2 separate regions of the Homo sapiens genome follow, and region 1 is linked to region 2. The links are chromatin loops, found by intact Hi-C in ENCODE. Cell type or tissue: B cell. All regions are shown on one strand. Each heading gives the region's core, and the rest is flanking DNA. Links, peaks and the distances in the headings are about the cores only.

What was found. Peaks named below come from ENCODE experiments on the same cell type or tissue, not always from the same donor. Only the 100,000 strongest peaks of a DNase experiment are listed, where the experiment ranks them.
Region 1: a loop joins it to region 2, with 3 times the contacts of the local background. A loop is called at or near these places in 3 of 110 quality-filtered maps.

Annotation. Positions count from the first base shown.
Region 1 is chr2:68,773,143-68,778,524 of GRCh38, reverse strand. ARHGAP25 (Rho GTPase activating protein 25) reads right to left here. Exons shown (of 11, transcript NM_001007231.3): 2 at 3,105-3,304. Among named protein-coding and RNA genes, the nearest start is that of ARHGAP25, 41 kb to the right of the region's middle. RefSeq lists enhancers at 3,503-3,552, 3,573-3,662, 3,693-3,792. In B cell, for the core only: CTCF peaks have their summits at 2,111 and 2,312; DNase peaks (open chromatin) are centred at 2,251, 2,352 and 3,684; H3K4me3 peaks cover 4,981 bases; H3K27ac peaks cover 4,893 bases.
Region 2 is chr2:68,706,438-68,711,819 of GRCh38, reverse strand. It overlaps a transcript of ARHGAP25 not described here. Among named protein-coding and RNA genes, the nearest start is that of ARHGAP25, 26 kb to the left of the region's middle. In B cell, for the core only: a CTCF peak has its summit at 2,187 (motif pointing left); a DNase peak (open chromatin) is centred at 2,129.

The DNA.
Region 1 (5,382 bases), core at 61-5,060, 67 kb before region 2:
TTCTTTTTAAATTTACAATGATTACACTTCAATTATAAAAATATTTTTAAAGAGACATTAGAAATTGTATGTGTAACCCCAGTATTCAGAGATAACCACGGTTAATACTTCTGTGTATGTCTTTCTAGGCCTTTTTCTATAAATACAGATTCATGCTTTTTTTTTCAAGAATGGGATTAGTATATACATCATCTTCTGTTGTAAACTGCTTTTTAAAGACAGTAATGTTATGGACATTTTTCCATTTCAAAAAGTATTAATTAGGAGCATCAATGTCTGAATTGTATTTTATTGTATAGATATATAAATGTAGCCTAATATAAGTTAGCCCCTACCACTGGGCATTGTTGTCATATCACTAATATAAACAATGCTGTGGGGAATCTACTTAATTATTGTTTGTGATAATAGTATAAACATCAGCCCAAATTCCTAACAGTGGAAAATTAATTAAATAAATTATGGAACATTCATATAATAGATTGCTTTGACATAACTAAGAATTATATTGTAGAATCATATTTAGTGTTGGGGCAAAATTCATGATATATTGTTAATTTTTTCATTAAATAATATTTATTATACTAATTTTGCATTTACAATAGATGAGTTCCTAAATACATATGTATAGGGAAGGCTGAAAGTGGAGGGGATATAGGTGGCTATTTCTTACTAATGGGATTGTGAATAATTTTTAAAGCTTTTATAATCAAATGATACATATCAACATGTGGTAAAATACACTATTCTTTCTAAGAAATTATTATTGTATTCCTAAAGGTTTTATTTTTCTATTTTTCATATCTGAAATGAGTGTTGGATTTTATCAATGCATTTTTCAGCCATCTATTGAAGGGTTGTGTGGTTTTGCTTACTTGACCTATTGATCCGATGTATTATATCAATAGATTTCCTCAAAATAAATTATCCTTGTCATCCTAGAAGTGTTACCTAATTATCTCAGGCTAATTTAGTCCTGAGAAGGCTTTGGGTTTCTTCCTCCCAGAAGTAAGGAGGAGAAGCAAGAACCTTCAGATATTTATTTTACCCTTTGACATTAGTTTATGTTTTAACAAAACAGTTTTTTATACCTGCTTTATATCATTTGATCCTGTGACAAATGCAGGCCAGGTAGTATTGTCTAATTTTATAAAAGAATAAAGCGGGGTCCGGAAAAATGAAATAATTACAGGGCCAAATAGTGGTGGAACCAGGAAAAGAACACATCCTTTTATATAAACTACCTCTCACCCTCTACACTTCATGGAAACACACTCAGCTGCCCCTTTCATTGATCTGGGGTGGCCAAAGCGTTACTGCCGTCTCCCTTACACTCTGCAGATAGGAGGACTTCCTCCATCGTCTTAACATATCAACCGCCATCTTAGCCTGGAATTGCTTGGCTTTAATAAGGTCTGGGGTGTTTATAAAGAGAAGGAAGGCTGGTTACCATGCACAGAACATGAGGCAAGAGCCCCATCTGTGGTGGGGTCCCTGCGATCCTTCCCTGGCCTCTGCAGTGACAGAGACTCCAGAGTTCAGAGCCCTTAAGTGGAGGAACTGGTTAACCAAGTCCTGCTGATGTGCAATGGATCCTCAAGCCTGCCCTTAAAGAAAACAGTCCTCTTCCAAAATGAGCTTTTCATTTTGGTCCCACCCACCCCCAATATCTACACACTTCTTGTCCTTGCCTTTCTCGGGATTTTGTTCTGGCTCCAGAAGGTTCTAGAGTCTGTCATCCCAAATAAGCTCCTTCTGGCCAAGCCCATACTTCCATCTCCACACACATGAGTTCTAGGTGGGTGACAGCTGTGCTGGATGCCCTGAGACATCCAGTTTGCACCTGGGGTCCTGGCGTAATTGTTCAGAGCATCCTCTTTTATTCTCACACACCACAATGGCCAAAAAAGCAATGAGGTTGGCCGAAGAGACCTAGGCCCAAGATTTAGGATTAAAGCCCATTCTCACAGCCTTATCCACTGCATCAGGAAATCCTGTTTGCTCTACTTTCAAAGTATATCCAGAAGCTGACCATTTTCCTCCAGCCCACAACTCCTACTGAGCCCCTAAACATCATAACCCCTTACCTAGATTACTTGCGTCTCCTCTGGCTCTATTTTTGAGCACAGTAGCCACAGCTGTCTTTTTACAATTTAAACCAAAAACTGTCACTCTCTGCTCAGAGCCCTGCAATGCCTCCCTGTGGCCCTCAGTGTGAATGCTCAGGTCCTTACAGTGGCCTGCAGTGCCCCAGCAGTCTGTGCCCCTGACCCCTGACTACCCTCTTGCTTCTCAGACCTCATCCCCTCTGATTCCTACCTGCTAGTTCTGCTCCCACCACAGTGCCCTCCTTGCTATTCCGCAGCCAGGCCAGACATGCTCCCTTTGGTGCCTTAGCACCGGCCGTTCTCTCTGCCTGGAACACTCTTTCCCCAGAGATCTACCCAGCTTATTCCCTCTCCTCTTTAGTCTCGGCCCCAGTGTCACCCTCTTCATGAGGTCATTTGACCATCCTTTTTAAAATTACATCTTCCCTTAACTCGTGACATCTGCTAGCTCATCCTATTTTTTCCTCATAGAACTAATCTTTTCTCTAACAAACTACATACTTTTCTTATTTGTTATGTTTATGTGTCTTTTCCTCCACATTCTAAGCTGCATATGGAAGAGATTTTTATCTGTTTTGCTCATAGTTTATTTCAAGTACCTAGAACAGTGTGTGGCATATAATAAACGCTCAATAAATACTTACTGAACAAACAAATCAATGAGTCCCAAAATCGGTTTTCCTGAACCCAAATCCACTCTCTCTGAGCCCTTGACTGAGTGTCACTACCATCACCGCCCTGTTGCCAGTCTTGACTCAGAGCCATGTGTAGGAAACTCCACAGTGCCCGTCCTGGTGCTTCCTGGAGGACCACTCTGTCATCTTTGCAACTCAGTTTATGTATCTAGAAAATGGTGTAAAGGGAAAAGCAATTTCCTTTCCAATGGGTGTGTCTGGTCCTATTGAGAAGGCCCCTGTGAGTTTAAGTGAAATCCCAGCGGGCTCCAGGCCCGCCTCCTCCGTGCCTTATGAACGGGACAAACAGCCTGGCTGGTACCTGGGGCTTCGTGTCCTCTTCATCCTTGTAGTAGTAGAGCTGCTGCGCCCTCAGCACAAAGTACCTCTGCTGCCAGTTCTTCACGATGGACCTCTGCTTCTTCAGCCAGCCCATCTTGATGGGCCTCTCCAGCGGGTTGGGGGTGGACGATGGATGGAAGGCAGCCATCTGCTCGCCAGTCATCACACTCCTTGACCGAGCTATAGAGAGGAACAGACAGGCCGACTGACCGAGGGACATGGGGCAGTGAGCAAAGAGTGGGCGGAGAGGAGAGAGGAACCCCAGAGGGGGCTGAGAAGCGGGGGGACGACAACCAGGTCCAGTTCAGGGGTCCGGATCTGAGCCAGAGAAAGTCCCCCCCGAGCCAGAGAAGCAGCCGAGGGGCCAGCTCCCGGTCAGGGCCAGGCCAAGAATAAAACCCAGGCTGCAGTCGGTGGCCCCGTGCACAGGCAGTCCGGCACCGCGGCGGGCCCCGTCATTCTGCAAACCGAAAGGTTGGCTGGAGCCTTCTGAAGAGGAAGTGGCCACAGCATCTGACAAAAGGTGCTTCCTTTTTCCTGCGTGGGAGTCAGTATCTGACAAGAGAGAGGAGAAAATAATGCCTCACTCTGAAGGCTCGGGGTGAGTCCCACGCAGCTGCAGAGGCCGCCGGAAGCTGCCTGGGCACTCTTCCACAGCGGCCGGCTAGAGGAGGGGCCGCAAGACAGAAGCTGTTAGCTCCAACCTCGCTGTGGAACGCAGGCCCCCTCCAGCGGACCCCACTCAAACCCCAGCCCCCGGCCACAGGGCCAGCCTGCAGGGAGTTGGCACCTTCTGAATTCTCCTGCCCAGTGCCATTCTGTCCCCTGCCCACGGAGAGTATCCCAGCCCTTTATGCTGTACAAGGCGCTCACTGCTGCTGCCTTCCTATGACCTTTACAGTTAGATCGTCACTGCCAATAGAACTCAGAAGCAGGATTTGAAGCCAGAGCCCCTTGAACCTGCATGCACTCAGCATGGTATATTTGGCTTTTGTTTTCACACAGGAGTTCTGCCTGTCATTCGAGTAAGTCCAGCCTGTACCTCCACATCTTGTCTCCATGGTAACCCCCACCCAGGACCATGCTCTCCTTTCCTTCCCTCCACAGCGCTCCATCGATCACCCTGGTCCCCATTCAACACTTCCTTCTGAGCCCCATCTTATTTCCCAGCCAGTTCAATGATGCCCTTGTCTCCTTGGCCTGCACTGCCCTCCACACTTGCTAATACCCAGTGTCTGCACCCCTCTCCTTCTGCCAAGTGTTGCTGGAGGAAGGCTCCATCTTCCAACCCCCTTTTTCAGCTTTTGTCCATCCCTGGACCACTCATGACACAGCTAAACTAAGCTATCAACTCTGCTCCCGACCCATTTCATTTCACCTGATTGGAGACTAGTTCTACCTTTCCTGACTTTTTGACGGTGGATAAATTATGCTTCTCTGAGCCTCGGCTTCCTCACTTGCTAAATTAGGATAATAATACTTCCTTGTTTATGGAATTGTTGTAGAGATTAAACAAACATACGCAAACCACTTAGCACAGTCCCTGGTCAAAGGTAAGTATATGTTACTCTTGCTGTTTTTATCAACAGGTGACTTTACTTCCTACTAAAAGGATGGGAGTCATCACTGAGAGCTTCTTCAACTTCCCTCTTCACTTCAAAATGTCATTCCATCATCAAGCTTCCTCTCTTTCTTCTTTCCTATCTTTAATGCATTAAATTGCCAACATCTCCTCATTGATTTTGAAAAATATATTCAGGGGGTATACGTGCTGGTTTGTTACATGAGTCCATCGCCTAATGGTGGGGATTGGGTTTCTAGTGTATCCATCACCCAAATATTGAACATTGTAACCAACAGGTAATTTTTCAATCCTCACCTTCCTCCTGCCTTCCCCACTTTTGGAGTCCTCAGTGCCTATTATTCCCATATTTATGTCCACGTATACCTATTGTTTAGCTCCCACTTATAAATAAGAACATGGGATATTTGATTTTCTGTTTCTGAGTTAGTTAGGATAAATAGCCTCCAGCTCCATCCATGTTGCTGCAAAGGACAGAATTTCATTCTTTCTGATTCTCTTATTTCTATCTCCTTCTACGCCTGTGATTCTCAATCTTTATTTATAATCATGGCATACTTTCAAACACCAGAGTTTTATATGGCATTACAGAGTCTTTCTGTAGCTATCTCCAATTGTATCTGGAGTTATCACCCTATTTCCACATTTCATCCTTCGGTCCAATATTGCTGTCTGA
Region 2 (5,382 bases), core at 286-5,285:
AAGCTGGAAACCATCATTCTAAGCAAACTAACACAGTAACAGAAAACCAAACATCTCATGTTCTTGCTCATAAATGGGAGTTGAACAATGAGAACACATGGACACAGGGAGGGGAACATCACACACTGGGGCCTGCGGGGGGTGGGTGGCTGGGGGAGGGATAGCATTCGGAGAAATACCTAATGTAGATGACGGGTTGATGGGTGCAGCAAATCACCATGACACATGTATACCTATGTAACAAACCTACACGTTCTGCATATGTATCCCAGAACTTAAAGTATATTAAAAAAATTTTTTAAAAAGATGGAGGTTGTGAATGGAGCTTAATGGAGGTGAGAGTAGCTATTCTTTCAAGAATACTAATAATTCATGCCATTGCACTCCAGCCTGGGTGACAGAGCAAGACTCCATCTCAAAATGAAAATAAATACTAATAATTGAGTTAAAATCATCATAATGAGGTTGGCAAAATATCAACCTGTGGTTTGCACCAAAATTTATCTTAGCAAAGTCACTCTTCCCCTTTGGAAATACTTTGAGAAGGACTTATGGGAAAATTCACCTCCATTCCTCCCCCATCCACCACAACCAGCACCATGGATGTTCATGAAGGTCAGCACCAAGGCTGAAGAGAAAGCAGCTGAATGCACTACAAATAAAAGGAGAAGACATTGGATTTCCTCGGCAAATTCAGCACAGAAAAGAAGGCAAGTTAAATGGGTGCCATTGAGAGGGAGGGGGCTGCATTCTGTATGAATGATTTTGTTGTGGTGGAAACTTAAAAGGCCAAGTTCAAGTTTGACATAGGATGACCTAGACAACCAGGGAGGAAGTGGAAGTCCAAGGAGGCAGAAAAGACTCTGAGAACCATATAAGGTGAGTCCACACTAGAGAGATGTAGCAGAGATCTTGGTTTTCACTTTCCATAGGCCCATTTATTAGAGAGTTGAAGCCAATTTTGCCTCCATCTCAAGCAGCAGGCAGCCCCCTAGCTAACTCTCAGTTATATAAGAACTAGAAAAAGCCACCAAGTTTATGTCAGGGACCAAATATTTGAGCCTTGTGAAATCACCAGATGACTGAGGACTCTGACCTTCTGAGAAGGAGCTGTCACTCACCTGCTGCAGAGACATATTTATGGAGGGAGATGGAGCGGGGGGTTCCAGCAGTGTCCAGAGCCACTTAGGCTGGAAGTCACTGTAGACCAAAAGCTGAGTGTGTCCTTTAGCTGGAACAACTTTGAGAGCTCCTAGGCTGGTGCTTATCTATGGAAGAAGCCAGTAAAGCCAAGTCTGAATCATTGCAGGAGACTCTGTAAGTAAATAAATAAAAGCTCTGTAGTTATTTTTAGCCCAATTCAGTCCATAATCATTATTTCATTCACATCTGAAGAATAAAGACTGATTCAAATAATACTTATGTTCCATTTGGTTCTAGTCATCATTCCCCACTAATGCCCAGGAAATAATCTGGAGGTCTTCCATTAGTGCAAAATTATTGTTATTAGTCCATTTGTTTGGAGATTTAATGGATTCTGTTCATAGATGAATTTCTTCGAGAATTCAAATTTATGTACTTTTTAAAAAGCATTTCTTTTTCTCTTTACAATTGCAATTCTGGGTTGAATTATTATTTTTTTCCTGCCTTTCTATGGCTATTTTTTTTTAATTTGTAAATTACCTGATTGGTCCATTTGCTGACTGACCTAACATAAAATCAACCCCGTGCTATCTGCCCTGGGTAATTGGCTGCTTCCTTTATGAAGAGATTGTCATCAGACTCTTTTATAAAGCATCTCAGAAGGGTTAACACTATTACCTTAAGGAAAGCCATTCTTTAATTTATTAGAACAAAAGAATTGAGGAGAAATCTATTGGCGAAACAGTCTCATAATCCAAAATGCGATTGGGTTCTGCTCTCTTTGCCTCCACCCCAGGAGGATCATAAAGCAGTGCAGACATCCACATAGACTGGCCTGTGTTGCATTTGTCCTCCTAGCACTCAGAGACAAAGACCACATGGCTGGCTCAGGGAGGCACAGAGTGACTGATACACAAGGCACACTCACTTGCCAAATTACGGGGTGTTTGGATCTTGGTTTAATATGTTCCAGATCATAACCTGGTAGAGAAAAGACTGTTTATCCACATCGGTAACCACTGGGAATAGTTGACAAAAGGAAAAAACTCTTGTTTCTTAGCTCCCTCTGCTGGTCTTTCAGAAAACCACCTGTCCCCTCAGGATCCCATCCTGAGCTTTGTACACATGGAGGGCCAGCTTCCTGCCAAATGTGAGCTGGTAGGAAAGTCCGGTCCACATCAACTAGGAAGACAGATCTTGGCTTCTCAAGGAACCTGGTGATTCAAAAGATGAGAACGGAAGAGGGGCCTCCCCGTGGCAAGTCCAAATTCAAACACAGATTCTCCAGCCCACCCCACAAAGAAATAAGACTGAGGCATGTTTACTCTGGTCCCGAAGCTATGTGTTAGGTTTAATGCAAACTCTGACTGCCATAGTTTAAACCTATATCACTTATTCAGGCTTAGTAGGGAAAGAAATGGAGAACGGTTGATCAACCTGACTCAATATGTTTGGTTATTTAAATGGGACCTATAGCTTTGTTTCCTCGAACAACAACAAAAATGTTATTAATTATGTTATCTTTTCTTCATGGTTCCTATTCTCCTAAAAGATTTTCAGGAACCAATAACAGCAATTCCGAGAGATTTTCAGCAATATACCCAAATTTCCAAAGATCTTGCTGCTTTCTCATCTTGAGCTTTCTTATTTCTTGTCCCTAAAGATTTTCCTAGTTCCACTGCATTCTTTCTGAAGCTGGTGAGCAGCCAGCTGACCCACCCAGTGACAAAATTGCATCTGAGCTTTGTACACATCGAGGGCCATCTTCTTGCCAAATGTGAGCTGGTAGGAAAGTCCGGTCCACATCAACTGGGAAGACAGGTCTTAGCCTTTCCCAACAACTCCCAACCTGTTCACAGCCATTCATTGTGCATGATGGCAGGGAAGCCAGGGCACAGTGCTGAATGACACACAGAGCACACTGAGCCCATAGTCCTGAGGTCTATGGATCAAATCCATCCCTGGCAAAAGAAGAGATTTTTTCATGTCGATTCAGAGACTAAAAGGTTGGTTGTCATTGGCCAGAGCACTATTTACACTAGTTAGAGCTCCCCAAGAAAAATGATTTCAAGGCTCTAGGCTATGTCCATGACCTTGGCCAGATAGATGCCTTACAAATGTATGGTCTCAGTTATTTCCTACCAAAGGAAGCAGTCCAAAATTTGCCCAAGTAGTCATGGGTCAGTCAAAGCACACATAGGACAAGGGAACAAAAGATTTACATAGTTTTTTCTATCTAGGAAGATATTATAAACACATAATATAATACCTTCCGGCAACCCTTCGTTCTTTACAAAGCATATTAATACTGTTTTACAGTCAACTGTCACACTACAAAACCATACTGATTTGTTACACTGGTTTGTTATAATTTGTTACTATGTGTCTGTGTCTACATATGGACACATACACATATATTTATACATATACCTGTAATTTTTAAATCAGGGAGTTTTTTGAAAAATGAGTTTGCATTTGTATTAGTCTGTTCTCACGCTGCTAATAATTGGCAATTAATGCAAACTTATTTTCTAGTCTTCTTCACAGCAATTTCACTTTGGATTTTAATGTTACATTCCCTGGCTTTCTACATTCATTCATTCAACAAATGTCTATGAAGTATCACTATGTTCTAAGTGCTACTTTCAGTGTTGGACATAAAGCAATGAACAAAGCCACTGCCTTCATGGAGCTCATGTTCCTTAAGGGAATATATAAAATAGTTCACATAATGAAGGCTTACCTAAAGGTAAAGAGAGCTATGGGTGAGTGTGATGGGAAGGTCTCTTGGAAGAGGTGACAGGGGAGAGGAGCTCAGGGAACTGATATGAAGGAGCAAGTGGTGTGAATATGTGGAGGAAGGGTACTTCAGAACAGAAAACACAGATATGAAGGCCTTGAGGTCATTATTGAATGCCTTCTAGGTTTCAGGCATTGTATTAGAACTAGATATATAATGGTAGACAACATGGGCATGAACTCTCACTGTCATGCACTTATAAACTCTGGGGGGAAGAGTCCAACGGAGGGATCTGAGGGTGGGAATGAAGCTGACTTAGTTAAAATGGCAAAGAGAAGGGTATTCTCAGAGTCCTTGGAAGATCAGTTGATGTGCTCCAGGAAGAGAGAAGGTGATATGGTTTGACTCAGTGTCCCCACCCAAATCTCCTGTCAAATTGTAATCCCCATGTGTCAGGGTAGGGATGTGGTGGGAGCCTGTTGGATCATAGGACCGGATTTCCCCCTTGCTGTTCTCATGAGAGTGAGTGAGTTTTCTCAAGATCTGTTGGTTTAAAAGCATGTGGCTTTCTTCACTCTTTCTCTCTCTCCTGCCACCTTGTGAAGAAGGTGATTGCTTCTCCTTTGCCTTCCACCATGATTGTAAGTTTCCTGAGGCCTCCCCAGCCATGCAGAACTGTGAGTCAATTAAACCTCTTTTCTTTATAAATTACATACACTTATAGCAGTGTGAAAATGGACTAATACAGAAGGCCAGCAATGCTAGACTCCAGTTGGCTAGAGGGAATACAGGTTGAGATGGATTTGTAGGGATAGGCAAATGTCAGATCATTTAGGGCTTCCTAGGTAATTAGGAGTTTGAAGTTTATTTAAAGTGTATTGTATAGCCATGAGGGGATTTAAGCAGAGAGTAGCATTACCTGATTTGTATGTTCAAAAGATTACCCTGATTGCTGTGAAGGGAATACACTGGAAGAAGAGAAGGAGTATAAAAAGTCCACCGAGGAAGCTACTGCAGTAGCTCAGGGGAGAGATCCTGGAGGAGGACCACAGTGGCCACAATAGGAACGGAGGGACAGATTCCAGATCTATTTTTGGAAATAGGAGTCATAGGTCTTGCTGTTGGACTAAAAGAGAAAGATGAGGAAGAAGGAGAATAAGATGCTTGCCCCTTTCTTACAGTGGGCAATAAGTGTTCAATGCCATTGACTGAGAGGATGAAGACTGGGAAGAGGAACACATTTGTCGGGGAGGGGTGGAGGTCCAGAGTTGCATCCTGGACTTTTCAGTTTGAAACTTTTCAGTTTGAAAAGTCCACAAGGTCATTGAAGGAATATCAAATGAGCAAATTTTACATGTCATTTCTTTAAAAGGAAGTCATTAAGTTTGGATGTTTGGTAACTTCTAAAGCGACCTACTTAATATGAGCATTCAGGACTATCCTTCAGATTGATAAAGAGGCTAAGCTTCGCCAGTGTCTGACTTTGCTTGGCCAGTATC